2 separate regions of the Homo sapiens genome follow, and region 2 is linked to region 1. Evidence: chromatin contacts called from ENCODE Hi-C or POLR2A ChIA-PET data. All regions are on one chromosome and are shown on one strand. Each heading gives the region's core, a stretch centred on a gene start or an enhancer-like site at or near the end of the contact. The rest is flanking DNA. Distances are from core to core; before and after follow the strand shown.

Region 1 (3,435 bases), core at 1-2,500:
GACAGTGTTAGTGCCACAATTCAGGAGTGACAGGGTGGCGGGGACTAAGGGGAGCGGGGGTGTGAGGGATGAGAGGGGCAGACAGAAGGGCTGGAGAGGCAGGAGGTGAGGAAAAGGAGCAGGAGAAAGAATTCTAAAGCAGTGGAAGAGCCTGGCAGAGGGTTCTTTGCATTCGGTATTTAATACATTTTGTTGGACTTCCTAAAAACTAATTGGCTCCTTATGATTAAAAAAAAAAAGAGTTACAAAAATACCAAGTGTTCAGATAAAATACGCACACTGCTTGGATGTGCAGAGTTCAGGAAAACAGGCAGTGCTTCAGCGTCGGTGAAGAGCATTGGGACTGCATGGAGCACTCGCAACTTTGAGGTGATGACTACAGGCTCCCGGTTGCAATAGACAGTAACAAACCCTGCTTCTTTATATTCAGGAGATGTTCTGGACTCACACAGGGAAACTCAGGGTGGGGAATGAAGATAATTTTAAATGCAACAACCCAGAGTTACAGATCCACAGTCTGGGAAAGTAAAACTTAGGAGCTTTGAGAGTTTAATTGTAATGCTGTTTTGACACAGGTCTTTTACAAATTGGAATTCTAATCATTCAGGGATTACCAATATTGTGCTACCTACTGTATTAACAAACAAAAAGGAAACTGGTCTCTATGAGAATCCCTATGCGGTGCCTTCAGAGAAAACTTCACCAGGTTTAAAGAGAAAACCCCTGTCTCTACACCTCCATTCCCAGGGCGAGCTCACTCTCTGGCATCAAGTTCCCCGTGCTCAGTTTCCCTACACAAGAGTCCAAGAGGAGAGGTAAGGAGTGGGAGGCAGGGAGTCCAGTTCAGGGACAGGGATTCCAGGACGAGAAGTGAAGGGGAAGGGGCTGGGCGCAGCCTGGGGGTCTCTCCCTGGTTTCCACAGACAGATCCTTGTCCAGGACTCAGGCAGACAGTGTGACAAAGAGGCTTGGTGTAGGAGAAGAGGGATCAGGACGAAGTCCCAGGTCCCGGACGGGGCTCTCAGGGTCTCAGGCTCCGAGGGCCGCGTCTGCAATGGGGAGGCGCAGCGTTGGGGATTCCCCACTCCCCTGAGTTTCACTTCTTCTCCCAACTTGTGTCGGGTCCTTCTTCCAGGATACTCGTGACGCGTCCCCACTTCCCACTCCCATTGGGTATTGGATATCTAGAGAAGCCAATCAGCGTCGCCGCGGTCCCAGTTCTAAAGTCCCCACGCACCCACCCGGACTCAGAGTCTCCTCAGACGCCGAGATGCTGGTCATGGCGCCCCGAACCGTCCTCCTGCTGCTCTCGGCGGCCCTGGCCCTGACCGAGACCTGGGCCGGTGAGTGCGGGTCGGGAGGGAAATGGCCTCTGCCGGGAGGAGCGAGGGGACCGCAGGCGGGGGCGCAGGACCTGAGGAGCCGCGCCGGGAGGAGGGTCGGGCGGGTCTCAGCCCCTCCTCACCCCCAGGCTCCCACTCCATGAGGTATTTCTACACCTCCGTGTCCCGGCCCGGCCGCGGGGAGCCCCGCTTCATCTCAGTGGGCTACGTGGACGACACCCAGTTCGTGAGGTTCGACAGCGACGCCGCGAGTCCGAGAGAGGAGCCGCGGGCGCCGTGGATAGAGCAGGAGGGGCCGGAGTATTGGGACCGGAACACACAGATCTACAAGGCCCAGGCACAGACTGACCGAGAGAGCCTGCGGAACCTGCGCGGCTACTACAACCAGAGCGAGGCCGGTGAGTGACCCCGGCCCGGGGCGCAGGTCACGACTCCCCATCCCCCACGTACGGCCCGGGTCGCCCCGAGTCTCCGGGTCCGAGATCCGCCTCCCTGAGGCCGCGGGACCCGCCCAGACCCTCGACCGGCGAGAGCCCCAGGCGCGTTTACCCGGTTTCATTTTCAGTTGAGGCCAAAATCCCCGCGGGTTGGTCGGGGCGGGGCGGGGCTCGGGGGACTGGGCTGACCGCGGGGCCGGGGCCAGGGTCTCACACCCTCCAGAGCATGTACGGCTGCGACGTGGGGCCGGACGGGCGCCTCCTCCGCGGGCATGACCAGTACGCCTACGACGGCAAGGATTACATCGCCCTGAACGAGGACCTGCGCTCCTGGACCGCCGCGGACACGGCGGCTCAGATCACCCAGCGCAAGTGGGAGGCGGCCCGTGAGGCGGAGCAGCGGAGAGCCTACCTGGAGGGCGAGTGCGTGGAGTGGCTCCGCAGATACCTGGAGAACGGGAAGGACAAGCTGGAGCGCGCTGGTACCAGGGGCAGTGGGGAGCCTTCCCCATCTCCTATAGGTCGCCGGGGATGGCCTCCCACGAGAAGAGGAGGAAAATGGGATCAGCGCTAGAATGTCGCCCTCCGTTGAATGGAGAATGGCATGAGTTTTCCTGAGTTTCCTCTGAGGGCCCCCTCTTCTCTCTAGACAATTAAGGAATGACGTCTCTGAGGAAATGGAGGGGAAGACAGTCCCTAGAATACTGATCAGGGGTCCCCTTTGACCCCTGCAGCAGCCTTGGGAACCGTGACTTTTCCTCTCAGGCCTTGTTCTCTGCCTCACACTCAGTGTGTTTGGGGCTCTGATTCCAGCACTTCTGAGTCACTTTACCTCCACTCAGATCAGGAGCAGAAGTCCCTGTTCCCCGCTCAGAGACTCGAACTTTCCAATGAATAGGAGATTATCCCAGGTGCCTGCGTCCAGGCTGGTGTCTGGGTTCTGTGCCCCTTCCCCACCCCAGGTGTCCTGTCCATTCTCAGGCTGGTCACATGGGTGGTCCTAGGGTGTCCCATGAAAGATGCAAAGCGCCTGAATTTTCTGACTCTTCCCATCAGACCCCCCAAAGACACACGTGACCCACCACCCCATCTCTGACCATGAGGCCACCCTGAGGTGCTGGGCCCTGGGTTTCTACCCTGCGGAGATCACACTGACCTGGCAGCGGGATGGCGAGGACCAAACTCAGGACACTGAGCTTGTGGAGACCAGACCAGCAGGAGATAGAACCTTCCAGAAGTGGGCAGCTGTGGTGGTGCCTTCTGGAGAAGAGCAGAGATACACATGCCATGTACAGCATGAGGGGCTGCCGAAGCCCCTCACCCTGAGATGGGGTAAGGAGGGGGATGAGGGGTCATATCTCTTCTCAGGGAAAGCAGGAGCCCTTCAGCAGGGTCAGGGCCCCTCATCTTCCCCTCCTTTCCCAGAGCCGTCTTCCCAGTCCACCGTCCCCATCGTGGGCATTGTTGCTGGCCTGGCTGTCCTAGCAGTTGTGGTCATCGGAGCTGTGGTCGCTGCTGTGATGTGTAGGAGGAAGAGTTCAGGTAGGGAAGGGGTGAGGGGTGGGGTCTGGGTTTTCTTGTCCCACTGGGGGTTTCAAGCCCCAGGTAGAAGTGTTCCCTGCCTCATTACTGGGAAGCAGCATGCACACAGGGGC
Region 2 (5,817 bases), core at 3,254-5,753, 260 kb before region 1:
TATACCCATTCAACAGATCATTCAATGACTATGATTTGAAGGCGCTGGAGATAATGCACAGGATATTATAGAAGTAGAGAAATAAGGCCTGGCGCGGTGGCTCACGCCTGTAATCCCAGCACTTTGGGAGGCCTAGGCAGGTGGATCACGAGATCAGGAGTTCAAGACCAGCCTGGCCAACATGATGAAACCCCATTTCTACTAAAAATACAAAAATTTGCCCTACGTGGTGGCGGGCGCCTGTAATCCCAACTACTCGGGAAGCTGAGGCAGAGAATTCCTTGAACCAGGGAGGCGGAGGTTGCACTCCAGCCTGGGTGACAGAGCAAGACTACGTCTCAAAAAAAAAAAAAAAAAAAAAAAAAAAAGAAGGATGGGCGCGGTGGCTCACGCCTGTAATCCCAGCACTTTGGGAGGCTCAGGCGGGCGGATCACCTGAGGTCACGAGTTCGAGACCAGCCTGACCAACATGGAGAAACCCCGTCTCTACTAAAAATACAATTACCCAGGCGTGGTGGCGCATGCCTATGATCCCAGCTACTCGGGAGGCTGAGTCGGGAGAATCGCTTGAACCTGGGAGGCGGAGGTTGTGGTGAGCCAAGATCGTGCCATTGCACTCCAGCCTGGGCAACAAGAGCGAAACTCTATCTCAAAAAAAAAAAAAAAAGAAAGAAGTAGAGAAATAAAATATGATTATGCCTGGGGTGATTGAGAAATGTTTCTAGAAAAACTCTTATTAAGAGATATGAGGCCGGGCGTGGTGGCTTATGCCTGTAGTCCTGGCACTTTGGGAGGCTGAGGCGGGCAGATCACAAGGTCAAGAAATGGAGACCATCCTGGCCAACATGGCAAAACCCCGTCTCTACTAAAAATACAAAAATTAGCTGGACTGGTGGCGCGTGCCTGTAGTCTCAGCTACTTGGGAGGCTGAGGCAGGAGAATCGCTTGAACCTGGGAGACGGAGGTTGCAGTGAGCTGAGATCACGCCACTGCACTCCAGCCTAGCGACAGAGTGAGACTACGTCTCAAAAAAAAAAAAAAAAGAAAAAGAAGAAAAAAAGGGCCGGGAGCGGGAGCAGTGGCTCACGCCTGTAATCCCAGCACTTTGAGAGGCCAAGGTGGGTGGGTCACCTGAGGTCAGGAGTTGGAGACCAGCCTGGCCAACATGAGACTCCATCTCAGGAAAAAAAAAAAAAAATGATATGAAGAATGATCGGAGTAGATATCTGTCAAAAATATATAAATAAATAGATATGAAGAACGAGTTAGAACTTACCCAAGTTTCAGAAGAAGGTGTACATCTCAGGTGCAGAGAACAGATTAGTGGAGGCATGAGTTTGGGGGCCTGTGCCTAGGCTGATATGGCTAAATAAAGGAGGCGGCTTATTCATTATGAAAAGTGAAGGCAGAAAAGTTTGCGGAAATCAGATGAGAATTTTAGTCAGAGGCTCAGTAAGATTTAAGATGACTTCTGTTTTCAAACTTCCAAAATGATTCTCTTCTCCCTTCTCCCCGGCCGGCTACCACACATACCGTTTTGTTACCCTTTGCAGCAAAATTCTTAAAAGGGATGTCCATAGTCATTGTCTCCAATGAGTTTCTCCTTCCAGTCTTTTTTTTTTTTTTTTTTTTTTTTTGAGACAGAGTCTCACTCTTGTCACCCAGGCTGGAGTGCCATGGCGTGATCTCGGCTCACCGCAACCTCCACCTCCCGGGTTCAAGCGATTCTCCTGCCTCAGTCTCCCGAGTAGCTGGGATTACAGGCACCTGCCACCATGCCCAGCTAATTTTTTGTATTTTAGTAGAGATGGGGTTTCACCATGTTGGCCAGGCTGGTCTCCAACTCCTGATTTCAGGTAATCTGCCCGCTTCGGCCTCCTGAAGTGCTGGGATTACAGGCGTGAGCCACCACGCCCAGCTGTAAATTCTTTGCTTTATTTAATAGCACCAGTTCTTTCATTCATCTACCCATTCAAGTGTTTTTTGTTTGTTTGTATGTTCGGTTTTTTTTTTTTGAGACGGAGTTCGCTTTTTAGTTGCCCAGGCTGGAGTGCAATGATGCGATCTCGGATCACCACAACCTCCACCTCCTGGGTTCAAGAGATTCTCCTGCCTCAGCTTCCCAAGTAGCTGGGATTACAGGCATGCGCCACCACACCAGGCTAATTTTGTATTTTTAGTAGAGACGGGGTTTCTTCATGTTCGTCAGGCTGGTCTCGAACTCCTGACCTCAGGTGATCTGCCCACCCCATCCTCCCAAAGTGCTGGGATTACAGGCATAAGCCATCGGCCCCGGCTCATTCAAGTTTTAAACATTATTGAGGGCTTATGATATGTCAGGCACAATAGCATAGGTCACTTTATCCCCATTTTTAGAAAAAAGCCTCACAGAGGCTGAGTGATTTGTCAAAGTGACAAAGCTTATAGTGGTGGAGAATGTTGGTTCATGGTATTCCTTGCTCTTCATGAAATCTGTCATGGGCCTGAGTACCTTGTTTGGACATGTGTTTTTGACCTGCCTGCATTCTTTGAGGTTAAGGCTGTCTTACACAGCTGGAATCCCCCTTGGTGCGTGAAACCATCTGCTGTAGTGGACACACTATAGCGTTGTTGATGGATTGTTCATATGGCCAAATCCTTGCCACCTTTCCCTCAAGACCTGTCTCTCCTTCCCAAACCCAGGAAAAAAATCACCCAAATAAAAACTAAGCTGACTTGATCTGGAGGAGGGGGTAATTTATTTAATTTGTTGACTCTGGCTTACAATTTTGTCTTCTGTTTCCATATCTGGGTCATTAGAAGCCCCTTCAATCCCATCATCCCTTTTCCCTTCAAATCAGGGCAACTCAGAGATAGCTTTCTTGGCTGGGGGGCCTGTTGGCTTTTCCTTTTCTCTCGCTTTTTCCTCATACATCAGGATCCTGGTTGAGATGGGAAGAGGCACAGGGATCAGGGAACACTCCTCTCAAGGGAATAAATCATAGGGTGCTAGGAAAGGCTAGAAGGGGATGGGGATGTGAGGGTGGAAGGGGGAAGAGGAAGGGCAGGGGTTGGAGTTTCTGGGGACCAGGACTATGGATAGGGATGGGGTCGGGACCTTGGAAGGGTCCCTCTAAGGATGGAAGAAGGGATGATGGGCAACGTGTAGAAATGTTGAGCCTGTGGACAAGGGTAGGGATGGGGGAGGAGAAAACAGGTAAGTACAGGGGAGGTTGGAAATTGACACTCACATTTTTAGGATGGCAGATCTCTTGCCCAGCATCATCCTGAGAAAGTCAGGGTAGCTGAACGTCTCCCCGGAGCCACTGGACACCTCTCCAATTAATTTCTTTAGCTCTAGGTGAGTCTTGGGGACTCCAAGTTTCTCCAGCATTCGTTTCAGGGACATGATATCTGGGGGCAGAGGATGGGGATGGGGAGAAGGTGGGGAGACCCTCTCTCTCCTCTCCCACTTCCGCATCCCCATTCTCCTTCCTCCCACTGTGGTAGGTGGGCCCCCTCCCAAATCATGAGGAATGGAGCATGTAGGAGAGACCTCTGTCTTCTTAGGCCTGCACACCACCCTGCCCCCGCAAATCACCCGTTTCTCACCAATATCGCCATTTCCATTAAGGTCAAACTCCATGTATTTCTCTGGGTGAGGGGAGAGAGCAGAAGGGATAAGCGCTGACTGGAGGGTTTTCAGCAGGGGACTGAGGAAGGGGTTGCCAACCAACTGCTAGGTGGAGGAGACAACGTGGAAGGAGGAGGAGGGGCAGGCAGAGGAAGTGGGGTTGGGGAGTTGAGGGGCCCCGCTAGGGTGTAAGGAGCTAGAGGGGATGCTGAGAGAGGCAGGCCCGGGAAAGGGACCGCAGTGTGGCAGGAGGGCAATAAAGGCAGGTTCCCCTTTTGCTACCACAAAAGTAAACTTTTTATCTCTGCTGTTCCTGCCTTGTTCTTGTGGAAATCCTAACCCTCCTACCCCCAGCCCTGTCTCCACCGCCTACAGTTTCCCCCTCACCTTTGAAGCCTTCCAGTTTGGAGGGCAGATCCTCATCACTGCTATATTTGGGATCGTCTAGGAATTGCTATGGAGGGGAAAATAAGAGCCAGGGTAGGCCCTCCCCATCCACGCCCCATCCCCCTGGCTCTGCCCCCTTAGTTCTTCCTTCTACCTTGTTGATCTCATCCAGCCTCTCTTCCTGCTGGGCCTTCAGCAGTCCGAAAGCTTTTCCTCCTGTGGGGTGAAAAAAATTAATCAGCCCTCATCCCTCCCTTCCTCTCCTTACCCTGACACCAGCCCGGGCTACCCTAGGCCAGCTGACTGCCCTCCTAGCCCACAGCCCAGGTCTGTCCATCTCATTCCTCCGATCTAATGCCGCTGCCTATCCCACCCTCCCTACCCTGTAAATCCCTGGTTTGGCTCATAGCTCAGCAGATGCTGGTAGAGGTGGGGAGACAGACCAAGCTGGAGGCCTCTGTCTGCAGGCTCTCCTTCTCTCCCACCAGTCTTCTCAGAAGCCTTCCTCCCAAACTTCCCCTTTCCCCTCATTCCTTCCTCCTCTGCCTCCCAGACCTCACTTCCCCATCAGGTTCTGCTGACACTAGCACCCCAGGAAGGAGGGGGAGCCTGGTGTGAAATGCAGATTAGAAAATAACATTCTCCCAAATTCCTCTTAAATGAGAGCCCAGTGTGCGCATGAAACAAATATTTTGATAAGCCACTGGAGGTGTGCAGGAAGGGCAGGAAGACACCAGGGATATTTATTCTCAGGAACTAGTATTTTTGAACAGGTCCAAGGTTCAGGTAATGATAAGACCTTGCATTTTGTCAGGTTTCATGAGTCTGGGCAGGCAGCTGTGGATAGGAAGACAAGGAAGGGCTGGCTGAATTTTTCTGCTCTGTAGATCGGAGAAGAATCTGAAGTCTGCTGGCAGCTCCAGGAGGGTGACAAGATGGGCACAGGGTTTAGAAAGGGAGAGAAACCTCACTCCCAGCCTGGCAGCTCCAAGGAGGCCCTTAAAAATATGGAAATGTCTAACAAAACATTTTAATTTGTTTGCTTTAGAATGTGCAACGTAACCCTCTCATCTTATCTCCTTTGAAATCTTTAGTAAAATCTATAGAGATCAGGAATTTAAGAGTTTAAGTAGATTCTTTGGAGGAACTGAAAGTGGTACTTAAAGAAACAGCGTTTGTGGACAGAAGAGCCAGGGAGTGAGGCTGACATCAGGTTTGCACACTGCACGTGCGTGCACACATGCAGGCATGTTTGTGTGATGGTGGTGCTGGTCACTGTGGGTTCAACAGAGTGGATGATAGCCTCTGACACATGCCTCCCTAGGCATAACCTTTATCCCCTCTGTCACTCTGTTTGGCCAGTCGCTTCTTGGAGAGGTGAGGACAGCACATTTCCCTCATTGAGATTTCCTGGTCCAAACTCCCTGCCCAGGGCTCCATCTACCCTGCCCCGGCATTGATGAAGACACCTTTCCTTCTCCCTTCCCCCCAACATATTTCCTTTTCTGTAGCTGGGAGTTTTCACTTCTCACTGCCCTCTCCCTGACCCAAGCCAGGTAGGGGAGATGCTGGAGTGGCCTCTGGCTGCTGCTGCTGCTTTTTTTTTTTTTTTTGAGTCGGAGTCTTGCTCTGTCGCCCAGGCGGGAGTGCAATGGTGCAATCTCGGCTCACTGCAACCACTGCCTCCTGGGTTCAAGCAATTCTCCTACCTCAGCCTCCTGAGTAGCTGGGACTACAGGCGCCCACCACCACGCCCAGCTAATTTTTGTATTTTTAGTACAGATGGGGTTTCGCCATGTTGGCCAGGATGGTCTCTA

Evidence for each region. A loop is a pair of places that touch in the nucleus more often than their neighbours do. ChIA-PET counts read pairs that join two places held with the same protein, here RNA polymerase II (POLR2A). Pooled maps may share reads with other maps.
Region 2: a pooled map shows a loop between it and region 1 (7-fold over the local background). The contact joins the promoter of AIF1 here to the promoter of HLA-B in region 1. A Hi-C loop is called at or near these places in 1 of 37 single-sample maps with no recorded cell type and 7 of 50 pooled maps. POLR2A ChIA-PET finds 5 or more read pairs at or near these places in 1 of 52 experiments (GM12878).

The regions. Positions count from the first base shown.
Region 1 is chr6:31,354,994-31,358,428 of GRCh38, reverse strand. It overlaps HLA-B (major histocompatibility complex, class I, B), which reads left to right and starts at 1,250. Exons shown (of 8, transcript NM_005514.8): 1 at 1,250-1,343; 2 at 1,472-1,741; 3 at 1,987-2,262; 4 at 2,837-3,112; 5 at 3,206-3,322. The coding sequence starts at 1,271. It overlaps MIR6891 (microRNA 6891), which reads left to right and starts at 3,113; the gene lies at 3,113-3,205. RefSeq lists an enhancer at 1,184-1,807.
Region 2 is chr6:31,613,920-31,619,736 of GRCh38, reverse strand. It overlaps AIF1 (allograft inflammatory factor 1), which reads right to left and starts at 4,503. Exons shown (of 6, transcript NM_001623.5): 1 at 4,383-4,503; 2 at 4,155-4,216; 3 at 4,001-4,067; 4 at 3,592-3,633; 5 at 3,231-3,393; 6 at 2,722-2,921. The coding sequence starts at 4,407. The coding sequence ends at 2,837. RefSeq lists enhancers at 3,237-3,737, 3,738-4,238.